Linked DNA regions of Homo sapiens: region 2 is linked to region 1. A link is a loop called in an ENCODE intact Hi-C map of the cell type or tissue named here. Cell type or tissue: PC-9. All regions are shown on one strand.

Region 1 (8,000 bases):
TTCTGTACTTGGGAGAGAGATTTCTCCCAATCTAGATATCTGGATATGTTTATCTTTTTCATGTTGTGTTTCTTGCTTTTTTTGTTCGTTTTTGAGACAGAGTCTCACTCTGTCACCCAGGCTGGAGTTCAGGGGTGCAATTATGGCTCATTGCAGCCTCCACCTCCTGTGCTCAATTGATCCTCCTGCCTTATCCTCCAGAGTAGCTGGGACTACAGGCGTGCGCCACTACACCCTGGTCATTTTTTCTATTTTTCATAGAGACAGGGTCTCACTATGTTGCCCAGCCTGGTCTCGAACTACTGGGCTCAAGTGATCCTCCTGCCTTACCCTCCCAAAGTGCTGGGATTACAGGCATGAGCTGCCGCACTCAGCCTGTTTCTTGCTTATTTTCCTTCTCTTCTTTCTCCTACTCTGCCTTCTCCTTCTTGGTGTTCTTCTTTTTTAAAATCTAGTATGTTGGCTTAGCCTTCATGCTGTCTCTTTTAATTTTGCACAGGTAAGTCTGATCAGACTATCTAACGCTCTGAGAGTGTGAGGACGAATTCTTTTTGACACCTTTTCTAGCTACCTGTCATTTCCTCAATACTAGAGTTTGGGGACTGGGTGGTACTTCCTTCCTGCTTCCTGAGCTCTGAGGGTCACATGGACAGGTGAAGGACAGAGCTGGGCCTGGCTCCCTCCTGACGTGGGCTAGCATCCCACACCTGGGTCTGCTCCACTTGGCAGGCACATGTCCCCTCCTGGGACTTCAGCTCATTCCCTTGGACAGCACAGAGTTCTGAACAGCAGCAAGTCCAGCCAGCCACTCCTCCAGCCGCTGCTGGCTTCTGTGATGGTGCCCAGGGGCTCCTCCTCTCTGGAGCTTCTCCTGGACTCCCCAGGCTGCCTTTAGCATCTTGGCCCTCTTTGTGCCGAACTGAGAGGTGCTGGTGACCCTTCTTGGGATCCTGTTCTCTTACCTTCCCTCATTTGGCTTCAGCTATGTGTGTGGGAGAGAGACAGCTAACATTCCATTCTGAGACCCTCTATTTCTTCCCTCTTGACACCTTTTCAGTCTTATGTCATAAGGTTGTACTATTTTCCATGTGTGGTTGCCTCTGGTTAGCTTTTGACTTTTTTGTTTTTGTTTTGTTTTGAGATGGAGTTTCACTCTTGTCACCCGGGCTGGAATGCAATGGCACAATCTTGGCTCACTGCAACCTCTGCCTCCCAGGTTCAAGCAATTCTCCTGCCTCAGCCTCCCAAGTAGCTGGGACTACAGGCACCCGTCACCACGCCCGGCTAATTTTTGTATTTTTAGTAGAGCCTATTGTCCAGGCTGGCCTCAAACTCCTGACCTCAGGTGATCTGCCCGCCTCAGCCTCCCAAAGTGCTGGGATTACAGAGATGAGCGACTGCACCCTGCCAGCTTTTGACTTTTTTCAAAAAAATTATTCTTTGATCACCTTATGATGTGCCAGGGAGAAGGAGGGGTGCTTCTGGCCTCGCTTGTGCCACCCTTACCCAAAATCCAGGCACATGTGCTGTCGAGGCTCCACGCAAGACCCCAGGAACTCCTGGGTCTTTGCTACCGCCAGAGGGTTGCACCTGCTTCTCAGACAGAAGACCCCCGTCTCATGGTTTCTCTTTCTCAGGCCTCCAAACCCCTGGTTATTTCATCTTTGAAATGAGTGTTTCATATGCAATTAACCTATGTTGAAACTTTACCAACTCTAAAGTGAAATTATACTTCCTTCCTACATCTAACTCTACCTAACCATAGAGTTCCCCTCCCGAGTATTTCTGAAAGTTTCCCAGGGACAGCTTTGCACAGCTCCAGAAAGTATCTCTCACTCTCACTCTACCCTTTTCTTCTTGCTGCCATGATTCTGCCTCTGTAGCTTATGGGACTGGCGACTTAGTGACTCTGCCAGGCCTTGGGAAGGAGACATTGCCCTCCCCAACCCCCCACAGCTCATCTGACCACAGGTTCCACTGAGTTGGGGCATAAAGAAAGCAGCCTTAGAAATTTCCATCTGCCTCCAGAGGAGAAGTGTCTTGTACCCAAAGGCCTCCATTTGGCAGGGGCCACTTTAGCTCCCACCAACAGCAATATACAGGCCCCCTTTCTCCACAGAGAGAGGAAGAAATCCCTCCCTTTCCAGCCCACAACACTCTTCCTTGCCTGCCTTGGGATGACAGACCATGAGGACACCCCTTTCTGTTAGGGGCAATCTCCCTCCTCCCTCCACACCTGAAGGTGTGGTCTGACCCTTTCCCCTCTGAGAAAATAAACCACCATCTTAGTGTCCAGTCTGAGTGTTTTGTTGTCAGAGCCTCAGGCCCGTCTAGGCAGCATTGTTCCCTCCCAGCGCATCGTTACAGCCTTTCCTCCAGCCTGAGGTGAGGAGAGGGTCAGGTCTTCCAACCTCTGGTAACCCCATCTCCCAGGAACAAATGTTGGACAACAAAGCACTCATGTCACCCAGGAGCCAAAGGGCAACCTCAACCAAGATTTTAAAAAATGGACACCTTAGAACATGTGTCTAATTTGTTTGGGGGCGGTTCTACCCATAAACACAATTAATGTTTCCTAACAGGACCCATAATGACTTTGCTCAGAATCACCCCACGTGGGCTTCCTCCAGAACAGCGGAGGCTTCTTGCCTCACAACAGGCGGCCTGCGAATGCTGCCCAACATGGTTAAAATGTGAGCACGCTGGCGGCTGACTCACAGGAAATGGTTCCCAAGGCTATGCCTGAGATAAGGCTGGCTTCTGGAGGCCTCTTTGCAGAGGAACCAATCCCACCCCAACTCCCTGATTGGATAATAAGACTCAGAAGCTCCAGTTCTCCCCTTCCTATGTGGCTTTGCAGGTTCTGTGTCTGACTGGACTGCCACTTTTCTCACGTACCTGTGGTCTGTGCTACAGAACATCCTAGCCACACAAGAAAGGTGGGAGCAGTGGGTGGCTTGAGGCCAACTGAGGTTTCAATCCAGTTCCTCTCCCCTGCCACCTGCCTTACCTGGTGCTACCTCTGCAAACACCACCTGCTGGGACAGTGTGGGTGGGAGGGGCTGGTGAGGAGGATTATTTCCTGTTACTGCCTTGGGGAAGCTGCTGAGGGCATTGCTCACGCCTTTGATCTGGGCATAGAAGGAAGCCACCTGCCCTAGCCAAGGTTTTAGTGCAATGACCAGATGAGAGGCTTCAGGTTACCTCGGGGCCCTGAGTCTGGAATCCAGAGTCACAGAGAATGAGGGAAAGTTGTGGAATCATTGGTGGAGACAGGATTGGAAACCTCTTGCAGCCAGAAAAATCACCATCACAGAGGGAGACTAGAAACCATCTCTGGGCCTGAACCTATCTTTGCTCCCGCCTTTCTTGTGCGGTCAGGTGGTTCTGGGACAGTAACCTCAGGCAGGTGAGAAAAGTGGCAGTGCAGTCAGACAATTCACAGAGGCCAGACGGGACAGGGAGAACTGGAGCTTCTGAGTCTTATTATCCAACCAGCCAGGCAGTGGGGGTGGGCTTCGCTCTTCTCTGCAGAGAGGCCTCCAGAAGCAACCTTATCTCAGGCACAGCTTATGAAGCTCTTTCCTGTGAGCCAGCCACCAGTGTGCTCAAATCTTAACAAACAGCATGACCTTTACTTAATAAAGGCCTGGGGGAAAGCCAGGGCAAGCGTTCCCACTTTAAAGTGCTTCATAAACGACGTGGCACCTGCAGTCACAAGGATGACATGATTAGCCTGCTGTCACCTGAGTCATTTTTTCCAGATGTGGTGAGGGGCAAGGCAGCCAGCTGGTGTCATGGAAAAAGCTCTGGATTCGAGTCTCGGTCAGATGTTGGCTACCCACTCAAACTGCTGCCGTGGCAGCCCTGCCTCCTTGCACGGCCGTTTCACATCTCTGATGTGGGAGATGAAGAGGGGTATGATCCATGCCTGGTATTTTGCAAACAGAATGCATGCATTCATAGATATGAGAGCACTGAAAAAACCCAAGCTCTTGATTCGGCAGCCAGACTGTGTAGGGGGATGTTCACTAGACTTGGTGTTTAAAGACTCAGGTAGGATCCAAGCTAATTCTATTTTTTTTTTTTTTTTTTTTTTTTTGAGACAGAGTCTCCCTCTGTCACCCAGGCTGGAGTGCAGTGGTGCGATTTCGGCTCACCGCAACCTCCACCTCCCGGGTTCAAGCAATTCTCCTTCCTCAGCCTCCCAAGTAGCTGGGATTACAGGCATAAGCCCCCAGCCTGGCTAGTTTTTTGTCTGTTTGGTTGGTTGTTTTTGTTTTTGTTTTTGTATTTTCAGTAGAGATGGCATTTCACCATGTTGTCCAGGCTGGTCTCGGACTCCTGACCTCAAGTGATCCGCCCACTTCAGCCTCCCAAAGTGCTGGGATTATAGGTGTGAGCCACCATGCCCAGATGGATCCAAACTAATTCTTAGTCATGTAAATCTAAGCAAGTGACTTAGTGTCTCCGGATCTCAGTTTTCTCCACTGTGGAATGGAATGGTTATAATCACCCTGCACCCGGCTCTCCTGAGAGGTAGATGAAATCAGATGGGGATGCATGGGAAGTGCTGTGGGGGCGGCGTACTCCGATGTTATTTGATGCTGTCTAAGGTTAAGCCTTCTTATTTGGGCTACTAGGGCAGAGCCCATCTGGGCCTCCCAAGTCCATTCTCTTTCAAGAGAAGAGAGCAGCTGCCAGTTGCCCTGGTAACCCAGACCAGCAGCAGGCTTCCTGCAGGGACTTTCCTGCCCTGGCACAGTTGTCAGTTTCCCTTCTCAACCTTAGCTGAGGCCGAAAGTGTGGTGGAGACACAGGTTTCTCAAGCAGGGCCCTCAGCAGAGCACACCGTGCCCACTGGCATTATTGCCACAACTTCTCCTTGCTTTGTGGAAGAGAATCTGGTTACACATCTTACTGGTTTTTCTGCTTTCTTTCTGTGACTCATCATGTTTGTGAATATTTCAGGTAAACACTTGGAGGGGGCAGCCTTCTTGGCTCAGTTTTCTGCTCTCTGTGTTCTCTGTGCCAGGCTGGTGACCCTCCTCTCTGTGTCCAGCCCCCTGTCCCCTGGAAATAGGTAAGGCATCTGAGATTGCTGGCTGCCTCGTCTGTCTTCAGCCAGGACCTGAGGGGTTTGTCTCTGTAGCAGTGGAGTTCATTCACTGCTATCCTTTGTGAAGAGTGGAAGCTGCCCATTTCTCCCCTGCCCTTCCTGACAGGAAACTAGCACTGGCTGAAATTTCTCCAGGGCTGACCTGCCTCTCGGTGTCCTGGTCCCATGTTCAATATAAAAGTCCTATGAATCGCCACAGTCTTCAGGAGTAACACTTCCTATTCCCAGAAAGTCAGGACCAGCCTGGGAGGACTTCGCACCTTCCTGGGATTTGCTCTTTTGACCATCCCCTATCTGTTTTCCTGTAATTATCTGCTGTGAAACTTACAAAACTAAAATGCCATGAGTGCTTATCTACGGGGCAACCAAAAAAGAGAAGGCCTTGAACCTGAGTCCCTCTGTACATGTGGGTTTCTATGAGGGGTGGGTAGGCACTGCCTGATGAGGGGGCAAGAAAGCCTAGAGCTGACAGGGCACCAGGGAGGGGCCGAGGAGCCTGCCTAGCAAGGAGACCTGTGGGCGAGTCCCTGATCTGTGCCAGCCAGGAAGTTGTAGAAGGCAGGGAGCAGTTGCCATGCTTATGTGATTCTTGTAGGAGTGGTCCCTGAGATTAGTTGGAAAGGCCCTTTATCAAGGATCGGAGCGCTATCCAAACTCTTGGTTCACAGGAATAATAAGTGTAAAAGCATGTAACATCCCTCGTAGCTGTCCTTTATCGACGTTTCCTCTGTGCCCTGCCTTATCTCATGCTCATGTTAAACCTGGGAGGTGGTAGTTTTATCATCACCATTTTACAGAAAAGGAAAACCAAAGAGCAACCACGTGGGCTAGGAATGTCGCATCCGAGTGGCTTTTACAGAAGCGTGCTAGATGCCAGGTGCCCTGCAAGGTGCTTTCCCAAGTACCATCTGGAATCCTCAGAAGAGGTCTGTGGGGTAGGCTCTATTATCCCTGCTTTATAGGTGAGGCCCATAAGGTCTGCAGAAGGTGATGTGCCCAGGGTGTGAGTGCAAGTCTGTCTGTCAACCCCGCTGCAGCTTTCTGCAGCACAGAAAGCTGGTCCAGCTCTTCAACTGGTTAGAAGGCTGGTTAGAAATCAGCCACAGGTCCCTGTCACATCCCAGACCATCACAGACCTCCGTGCTGCTGGAGGATGGCAACCTGCTCTTGACTGGCTCTCCCACCCTCTAATCCCTAAGCAGGCCTGAGAGAGAGGAAGGAAAAGGGAACACCTGGCCCAACAAGGGGCTTGGACCCGGGTCACCTGTACCTACCATGTTTACTTGCACAGTCTCCTCACCTTCTGTACTTATTCTGAGGGTGCATGAGCTTGGCCATTATAAACCAAGGAGACAAACTTATTTATTAGCTGCTGTGAGTCCTACTCTGTGCCTTTCCTGCTCACAAAATCTCTGTGAGGCAGAGAGCAATCCCCATTCCACAGAAGCAGGAATTGAGATAGAGGGGTCACGAATGAACCTCCCGGGTTCAAGCAATTCTCCTGCCTTGGCCTCCCGAGCAGCTGAGATTACAGGCATGCACCACAATGCCTGGCTAATTTTTTGTATTTTTAGTGGAGATGGGGTTTCACCATGTTGGCCAGGCTGGTCTCGAACTCCTGATCTCAAGTGATCTGCCCAACTTGGCCTCCCCAAAGTGCTGGGATTACAGGCGTGAGCCACTGCACCCAGCCGAGGTTCATTCTTACACTTAATAAAAATACACATATCAGACAGTCTGCTTGATGATTTATATTTTTTGTAGCTAAGGTCTTGTCAGATCTGAGTAGAGCATCATGTTTTTCAATAATCACAAGAGCTAGCTTTTATTAAGGGCTTACTGTGTCCAGTGCTGTTCTAAGCATGTCACATACTGTATTAATTCACTTAATCCTCACAACTGCCCTCTGAGGTGGCAACTATTATTATCCCCATTTTGCAGATGAGGAAACAGAGGCCCAGGGAGGTCAGATAACATGCCCATATAGCTAGAGAGTGGCAGAGCTGGGGGGAACCCTGTCGGTCTGGCTCCAGAGCCCATTGTATAGCAGCCACCTCTGCCCACCCTGGCCTGGCTAGGCCTCAATGCCAGAAACACACCATTCTCTATCTCCTGGAGGGTAACAGAGCTGCCATTATCCCAGGAGGCAAGGCTGTCCCAAGAGCATAGACCAGTAGTAGGGTTGGTTGCCAGCTTCTAGGTGTCGCCTCAAGGCTCCTTGCTGCTTCAATTATTATTCTAATAGTTCTGAGCTAGGCATGAGGTAATCTGAGCTTTTAGACCTTGGCTATTTCACTGAGGTTTGCTGTGAGGCTTCAGTTTTGTCATCTAAAACAGCACTGTCCTTCTAGAGTTGCTGTGAGGACAGGAGAGGAGTCTGCCAAGCACTTAGCAGGGGCCTGGAGGGCAGAAAGCATTCAGTGATGGGGAGGAGAGGAAAGCTCACAGAGCCTCGGTCCACGTGGCTCAGCTCTGTGCTGGAGCTGCGATGCGGTCAAAAGACCATGAAACAAAACGTGATTTCAAAATAACTCAAGTCTTTCACGTGTGTTTCTCACACCGATAAGTGAACGTAGTCCTTCGTTAGACTGCACTCGATTCTCACGGTGGCCATGTGAGAGGCACAGTTCTTCTTGCACGTCCCCCTCCGTCTTCTCCCACACATGGCTCTCACTTGCTGCAGGGGCTCCCGGTCTGGCTCTCAGTTTCCGTTTCCTCTGATTTTTATCTCACAAATGGCTGGCAGGGCGGGGCTCCTTCCTTGGAGGGTGGGCTCCAGGAGGAACTGAGGAGAGTGTAACCAGGACCCTCATTAGGGGCCATGGGGGTGGGAAAGGTTGGGAACTCGCCAGTCATTTTTATCCCATCACATGAATTATTA
Region 2 (8,000 bases), 50 kb after region 1:
GTGGGGGGACCTTTACAAATGGGAATTTTCTTTGCAGAAAGGAAATGTATGTCCTGCTTGTAGTCAGATAGGAGGAAGGCAGAGGGCTCTTCCTGTGTCTGCTGCTTCAGCTCAAAAATAATCCTTATACCAAAGTTATATATTTTGAGGTACCATATCTGATCTCCTTCACTGAGATATTTTATACTTTCTTCTTTTTCTCTTCCTCCTTCTTTTTCCTTTTTGGACCTAGTGTTAAGTCAGGGAGAGTTATAAAAGTCCAAGTGGTAGGCCAGGCACTGTGGCTTACACCTGTAATCCTAGCACTTTGGGAGACTGAGGCGGGCGGATCACGAGGACAGGAGATTGAGACCATCCTGGCTAACATGGTGAAACCCTGTCTCTACTAAAAATACAAAAAATTAGCCAGGTGTGGTGGCAGGCGCGTGTAATCCCAGCTACTCAGGAGGCTTGAGATAGGAGAATCGCTTGAACCTGGGAGGTGGAGGTTGCAGTGAGCCGAGGTCCCGCCATTGCACTCCAGCCTGGGTGACAGAGCGAGACTCTGTCTCAAAAAGGAAAAAAAAAAAAGTCTAAGTGGTAAAGTTTGTTTGTTTTCTGGTTCTGTAATAATTTTTGTTTTATTACATCATGATTAGAGAATGGTGTCTCAGGCCAGGCATGATGGCTCATGCCTGTAATCCCAGTACTTTGGGAGGCCAAGGCAGGGGGATCACTCAAGCTCAGGAGTTTGAGACCAGCCTAGGCAACACAGTTAGACCTCACCTTTACTAAAAATAAAAAAATTATCGAGGTGCGTATGCCGGCACACACCTGTAGTCTCGGCTACTGAAGAGGCTGAGGTGGGAGGATCACTTCAGCCTGGGACTTTGAGGTTGTAGTGAGCTATCATCACCAATGCACTCCAGCCTGGGTGAAAGAGTAAGACCCTAGAGAAAAAGAGAGAGACAGAGAGTAGGGAGAGGGAGAGAGAGGTGTCTTTATTCCTTTTGCAATGTAACTACTTTTGGGATTTATTGAAGTTTTTGTGACATAATTACTGTGCAGTCAATTAATTTTGAAAACGTTCCATAGATACCTCACAATAAAATAAGTTTTTAGTCTTTAGATTATAAATTTGATATATAAAAAGGAGCTCTATTGAAAAAATATGTTATTTGGGTCTACCTTATGACCATGGCCTAAAAGAGAGGTAAATTAAACTCCCTAACTGGTATGTTTCTATAAAAAGCAGTACAAAATTGCTTTGTATAGTCTTAATATTAATTAGATAATTATTAATTAGTGGTAATGTAACCACAAAACAGATTCACCTTGCCTGCTGCCAAGTATTATTTGTTACTTAGATACTAATAAGAATTAATAAAAATATCAATTGTGTGAATTTCCCAACCTTATTATTAAAGAACTATTGTCTCATTTAATGATTTTTCTTTTTTAACAGAATTCACCCAAGTCTAGTATTAAGATCAGAATCTCTGCTAAACTTTTTCTTTTTTTTGAGATGGAGTCTCACTCTGTCACGCAGGCTGGAGTGCAGTGGCGTGATCTTGGCTCACTGCAACCCCTGCCTCCCAGGTTCAAGCGATTCTCCTTCCTCAGCCTCCCAAGTAGCTGGGACTACAGGTGCGTGCCACCATGCCAGGCTAAGTTTTTTTTGTATTTTTAGTAGAGATGGGGTTTCACTGTGTTAGCCAGAATGATCTCAATCTCCTGACCTCGTGATCAGCCTACCTCGACCTCCCAAAGTGCTGGGATTACAGGCGTGAGCCACTGTGCTCCGCCTAATCGCCGCTAACCTTTTACGCTTGCTTGGTAAGAACACATTTTTCTCAGCCTTTTGTATTCAAACTTTCTTTTTTTCTTTTTCTTTCTTTTTTTTTTTTTTTTTGGAGACAGGGTCTCACTCTGTCACCCAGGCTGGAGTACAGCGGTGCCAGTTTGGCTCACTGCAACCTCCACCTCCCAGGTTCAAGCTATTCTCCTGCTTCAGCCTCTTGAGTAGCTGGGATTACAAGTGTGCGCCACTACACCTGGCTAATTTTTGTATTTTTAGTAGAGACGGGTTTTGCCTTGTTGGCTAGGGTGGTCTTGAACTCCTGGCCTCAGATGATCCACCTGCCTCGGCCTCCCAAAGTGCTGGGATTACAGGGGTGAGCCACTGCACCTGGCCACAACCTTTCTTAATCATTTTGTTTTATCATTAGGTTTTACTTTGTGATTAAATATGAGAATGTCTTTCAGCAGGTGATTGTCATATCAACAAGCAAGTCATCTTACTTGTTGATATGACAATTATGTGTTGGTCTATTATCTTTGCTTTATTATTGTTTGTGTTTTTAGTGATAATTTGAAAGGTGTGTATTATTTTTGTTCTAGTAGCTACCTTTATCACTTTTTTAAGAAATAATTTTTAGAAAACGATAAAGACATAACCCTCATGTAGATACAAGAATGAACATGTGTTGAAGATTTTATTTTTCTCCTTAATTAGCAAGGGAACCAGTCAGGAATGATAACTCTTTCAAAGGAAAAAGTCAAAGGAACACAAATTTAAATGGACAAAGAGATTGAATTACAAATGGAGGCAAACTGGTTTTTCCACAAGGGAAAGAACTCAAAGGAAACTCTCCTAGGTAATACAGTTTGCATATCTATCAGTCACCTACGATTTACAAAGAGATGCAAAATAGCTCAAAGACAATGAACAGGACCAAAAAATGCAGTTTTTCATTGAAGTACAAAATTGCTTCTTATAGTCTTAATATTAATTAGATAATTACTAATTAGTGATAATGTAACCGCCCAACAGGTTCACCTTGCCCGCTGCCTAGATGGAGCTGATGTATCAAGACAGGGGCACTGCAAAAGAGAAAGAGTTTAATTCATGCAGAGCCAGCTGTACGGGAGACTGGAATTTTATTATTATTCAAATCAGTCTCCCTGAAATTCGAGGATGGCGGATTTTAGGATAATGTGATAGGCAGGGGCCAGTGAATCAGGAGTACTGATTGGTTGGGTCGGAGATGAAATCATAAGGAGTCAAAGCTGTCCTCTTGTGCTGAGTCAGTTCCTGGGTGGGGGCCACAAGACCAGATGAGCCAGTTTTTTGATCTGGGTGATGCCAGCTGATCCATCAAGTGCAAAATATCTCAAGCGCTGATCTTAGGTTTTACAATAGTGATATCATCCCCAGGAGGGCCAAAATCTTTCAGCCTCCATCTGCGTGACTCCTAAACCATAATTTCTAATCTTGTGGTTAATTTGTTAGTCCTGCAAAGGCAGTCTAGTCCCCAGGTCAGAAGGGGAAGGGCATTGTCCTTGTTTGGGAAGGGACATCATCCTTGTTTCAAAGTTAAACTATAAACTAAGTTACTCCCAAAGTTAGTTTGGCTTATGCCAAGGAATGAACAAGGACAGTTTGGAGGTTAGAACCAAGATGGAGTTGGTTAAGTCAGATCTCTTTTACTGTAATAATTTTCTCAGTTATAATTTTGCAACTACAGTTTCAGTAATACTCTTAATCTTCTGTTTCTTTAGACATATCTATCAATTTTGTTTATAGGATGAGCAGCTAATTCCAGTTTCCCTGGGAATTTCCTGGCTTCCACACTGAAAGTCTCTCATCGTGGGAAACCCCTCAATCGATGGAAAACCAGGACCGTTGGTCACTGAAATTTTCTACTATAAGAAATGATAGAATTATTGTAGTTCTACTTTGTTCCATTTTTTTTTTTTTTTTTTGAGATGGAGTCTTGCTCTGTTGCCCAGGCTGGAGTGTAATGGTATGATCTCGGCTCACTGCAACCTCTGCCTCCCGGTTTCAAGCGATTCTCCTGCCTCAGCCTGCTGAGTAGCTTGGATTACAGGTGCCCACCACCACGCCCAGCAAATTTTTGTATTTTTAGTAGAGACGGGGTTTCATCATGTTGGTCAGGCTGGTCTTGAACTCTTGACCTCAAGTGATCCACCCGCCTTGACCTCCCAAAGTGCTGGGATTACAGGCGTGAGCCATCATGCCTGGCTCCACTTTTTTCCTGAGGAAGTTTTTATTATTTATTTATTTTAAAGATAGGGTGTTGCTCTGTCACCCAGGATGGAGTGGAGTGGTGCAATCACGACTCACTGCAGCCTTGACCTCCCGGGCTCAAGTGATCCTCCTGCCTCAGCCTCCCAAGTAGCTGGGACTACAGGTGCATACCACTAAGCTCAGATAAATTTTTTATTTTTTGTAGAGATGAGATCTCCCTAAGTTACCCAGGCTGGTCTTGAACTCCAGGGCTCAAGTGGTCCTCCCACCTCAGCCTCCCAATGTGCTGGGGTTATAGGAGTGAGTCACTGTGTCTGGCCATGCCCAGCTAATTAAAAAAAATTCTTTTACAGAAGGTGTCTCACTGTGTTGCCTAGGCTGATCCAGAACTCCTGGCCTTAAGTGATCGTCTCTCAGCATCAGAAGCTTTTTTTTAGATAATAGTGGTACAAAACCTTGACTATACCTGAATAAGTTTTTTAAAATTCGGATGCTTGGGGCCCAACCCCAGAAATTCTAATTTAATTGGTCTAGGATATGGCTTGGCCATCTAGGATTTTAAAAGTCTACTCAGGTAGCTCTAATGTTCAGGCAAGGTTGTGAATTGCCAATATGTAAAGATATGGAGCCATCTGCAAGATGTATTGAATGCAGAGTAGTGTATACAGACGGCCTCTGACATACAGTGGCTTGACTTATTATGATTTCTGACTTTATAATGGTATCCATACAACCATTCTGTTTTTCACTTTCAGTACTGCATTCAATAAATTACATAAGATATTCAACCCTTTATTATAAAATAAGCATTGTGTTAGATGATTTTACCCAACTGTGCACTAAGTGTTTTGAGCGCATTTAAGGTAGGCTGGGCTAAGCTATGGTGTTTGGTAGGCTCAGTGTATTAAATGAATTTTTGATTTACGACATTTTAAACTTACAATGAGTTTATCAGGACGTAGCTTAATTGTAAGTCGAGAAGTATCTGTATAGCATGTCACCACTATGTAGAAAATGGAAAAGAAAAAGAAAATATTTATATATTTCCGTATATGTACATAAACCATCTCTGCAAGGACGTAGAGGGAACTGGTAACGTTGGTTGCTGCCAGGTATGTGAACTTAGGGAGTAGGAGGGAGATTTTTCACTGTGTACTTTTTGGACCTTGTGAATCTATTATTAATGTTTTAAAGTTATTTTAGGCTGGGCGGGGTGGGGTGGCTCACGCCTGTAATCCCAGCACTTTGGGAGGCCGAGGCAGGCGGATCACTTGAGGTCAGGAGTTTGAGACCAGCCTGGCCAACATGGCGAAACCCCGTAAAAATACAAAAATTAGCTGGGTGCTGTGGCGAGCGCCTGTAGTCCCAGCTACTAGGGAGGCTGAGGCAGGAGAATCACTTGAACCTGGGAGGCTGAGGCTGCAGTGAGCTGAGATCACACTATTGCACTCCAGCCTGGGCTACAGAGTGAGACCCTGTCTCCAAAAAAAAAAAAAAAAAGTTATTTTAAAATTCTACCTCTTTAATCTAAAAAAAAAATTTTAGTTTTCTGAAAAAGTAGGTATATAACTAGACAATATGAGCTCTTCTTTTTTTTATTTTTTAAATTTTTTAATATAATTTTTTTTTTTTTTTGAGACAGAGTTTCTCTCTGTCACCCAGGCTGGAGTGCAGTGGCGCTATCTTGGCTCACTGCACGCTCTGCCTCCCGGGTTCACGCCATTCTCCTGCCTCAGACTCCTGAGTAGCTGGGATTACAGGTGCGTGCCACCACGCCCAGCTAATTTTTGTATTTTTAGTAGAGACGGAGTTTTGCCACGTTGGCCAGGCTAGTCTCGAACTCCTGACCTCAGGTGACCTGCCTGCTTCGGCCTCCCAAAGTGCTGGGATTACAGGCATGAGCCACCGCGCCTGGCAATCTCTTCTATTTTTTTAAACCCTCCAAACCACAGAAATTTTAAAAAGAAAAAAGAGCTTTGCATAGAAAACATTTTTTAGGTAAGGAAATTAAAACACACAACATGCACACACATGCACAACAAAGGGACTTTAGGCAGTAAAACTATGTCTCTTTTATTTCTTATTTTCTTTTGAAAAATATAACCATATTCATTATTTTTATAATTTTTAAATATTTTATAATTCAATATTTTTATAATAAAAAATAGAAACCTAACAATCCTGTTTTTTTGTTTTTTTGTTTTTTTTTTCTTGAGACGTAGTCTCGCTCTGTTGCCCAGGCTGGAGTGCAGTGGCGTGATCTGGGCTCACTGCAAGCTCCGCCTCCTGGGTTCACGCCATTCTCCTGCCTCAGCCTCCCCAGTAGCTGGGACTACGGGCGCCCACCCCCACGCCCGGCTAATTTTTTGTGTGTTTTTAGTAGAGATGGGGTTTCATCGTGTTAGCCAGGATGGTCTTGATCTCCTGACCTCGTGATCCGCTCACCTCAGCCTCCCAAAGTGCTGGGATTACAGGCTTGAGCCACCGCACCCGGCCAATCCTGTTTTTATGTAGAGACAAACTTTCCCTCTACTGGAGTGAGTAGGCTTTGTCCTGCTAGTGTGGTGGCCTTTGTGCCTCTCCCTTCCTGGGCCACTTGGTATCTTCTCTTCTTGCTCAGAAGGAAGCCCGACCACTGAGCCTTCAACATCAGCCCCGCTGCCTCATGGGAGAGGGTTTGGGGGCTGCTACCATTGGAGCTGGGCAGCTGCCAGTGGATGCCCAGGCAAACTCTACTGATTGTCTCTCACATGAGGGACACTGTAGGGGAGAATAAAACTTTTCCTCTATCCCCTGAATGTTCCATAATTGAGTCTATGAAATAAACTGACAGTGGACAGATTAACAGGAAAAAAGATATACAAATTTATTATGTGGACCAGGTATCACATGAAAGAAAAGTGAATACCTCCCAAACCCAGTGAGATCTAGAAGCTTATTTACTTGCTCGCTCTCTCTGTTTTTTTTGTTTGTTTGTTTTGTTTTGTTTGCAGGGACTCAATCACTTATTTAATTATTTATTTTATTATTTTTGAGACAGGGTCTCACTCTGTAGCCCTGGCTGGAGTGCAGTGGTGCAATCACGGCTCACTGAAGCCTTGACCTCCCAAGCTCAAGCAATCCTCCCTCCTCAGACTCCTGTGTAGCTGGGACCACAGGCACACGCCACCACACTTGGATAATTTTTAACATTTTTTGTAGTGATGGAGGTCTCACTATGTCGCCTAGGCTGGTCTTGAACTCCTGGGCTCAAGTGATCCTCCCGCCTTAGTCTCCTGAGTAGCTGGGACCACCGGCACACACCACCACACTTGGATAATTTTTAACATTTTTTGTAGTGATGGGGATCTCACTATGTTGCCTAGGCTGGTCTTGAACCCCTGGGCTCAAGTGATCCTCCCTCCTCAGCCTCCCAAAATGCTGGGATTACAGGTGTGAACCATCGCACCTGGGTTGGAAGCTTATACGCTCTCTTCATATGGGAGAGTGAGGGGTAACGTGGGCAACTTGGAGAGTAAATGATTTTGATTTGGGGGGAAGAAGAATAGATGACAGCCTGTGACAAAGTCTGTCTGGGCATGGTGTCAACCTTGTCTCTTCTGTGGTGTTGTTAATCTTCCCTGGTTGATGAGATCCCCAGGAGGTGACTAATGACAACTGAATTTCTTTTTTGAGGATATACCTTTAGACAGATGAGGGAACTTCAGAAAAAGTCCGTGTCTGTACTTCGGGGAAGAAAGAGGGGTGAGAGGCAGGAGAGCAGAAGAAGGTCAGAGAGGCCTTGCTTCCTCTTTAGTTCAAAGCACTCAGCATGCCAAAGCACCATACTTTGGGGTATGATTTTCTGTTTTTTGTTTTTTTGTTCTTTTTGTTTTTTGTTTTTTGTTTTCAGACAGAGTTTCACTCTTGTTGCCCAGGCTGTAGTGCAGTGGCACAATCTTGGCTCACTGCAATCTCCGCCTCCTGGGTT

Evidence for each region. A loop is a pair of places that touch in the nucleus more often than their neighbours do. Peaks named below come from ENCODE experiments on the same cell type or tissue, not always from the same donor. Only the 100,000 strongest peaks of a DNase experiment are listed, where the experiment ranks them.
Region 2: a loop joins it to region 1, with 9 times the contacts of the local background. A loop is called at or near these places in 3 of 110 quality-filtered maps.

Annotation. Positions count from the first base shown.
Region 1 is chr2:62,302,189-62,310,188 of GRCh38, forward strand. No RefSeq gene overlaps it. Among named protein-coding and RNA genes, the nearest start is that of MIR5192, 100 kb to the left of the region's middle. RefSeq lists enhancers at 865-944, 1,015-1,084, 3,096-3,623, 3,624-4,149, 3,715-3,784 and 3 more. In PC-9, no CTCF peak of the experiment used is centred here; DNase peaks (open chromatin) are centred at 2,743, 3,053, 4,913, 5,653 and 1 weaker place; H3K4me3 peaks cover 3,823 bases; H3K27ac peaks cover 7,403 bases.
Region 2 is chr2:62,352,357-62,360,356 of GRCh38, forward strand. No RefSeq gene overlaps it. Among named protein-coding and RNA genes, the nearest start is that of TMEM17, 150 kb to the right of the region's middle. In PC-9, no CTCF peak of the experiment used is centred here; DNase peaks (open chromatin) are centred at 2,605 and 3,035; H3K4me3 peaks cover 943 bases; H3K27ac peaks cover 2,347 bases.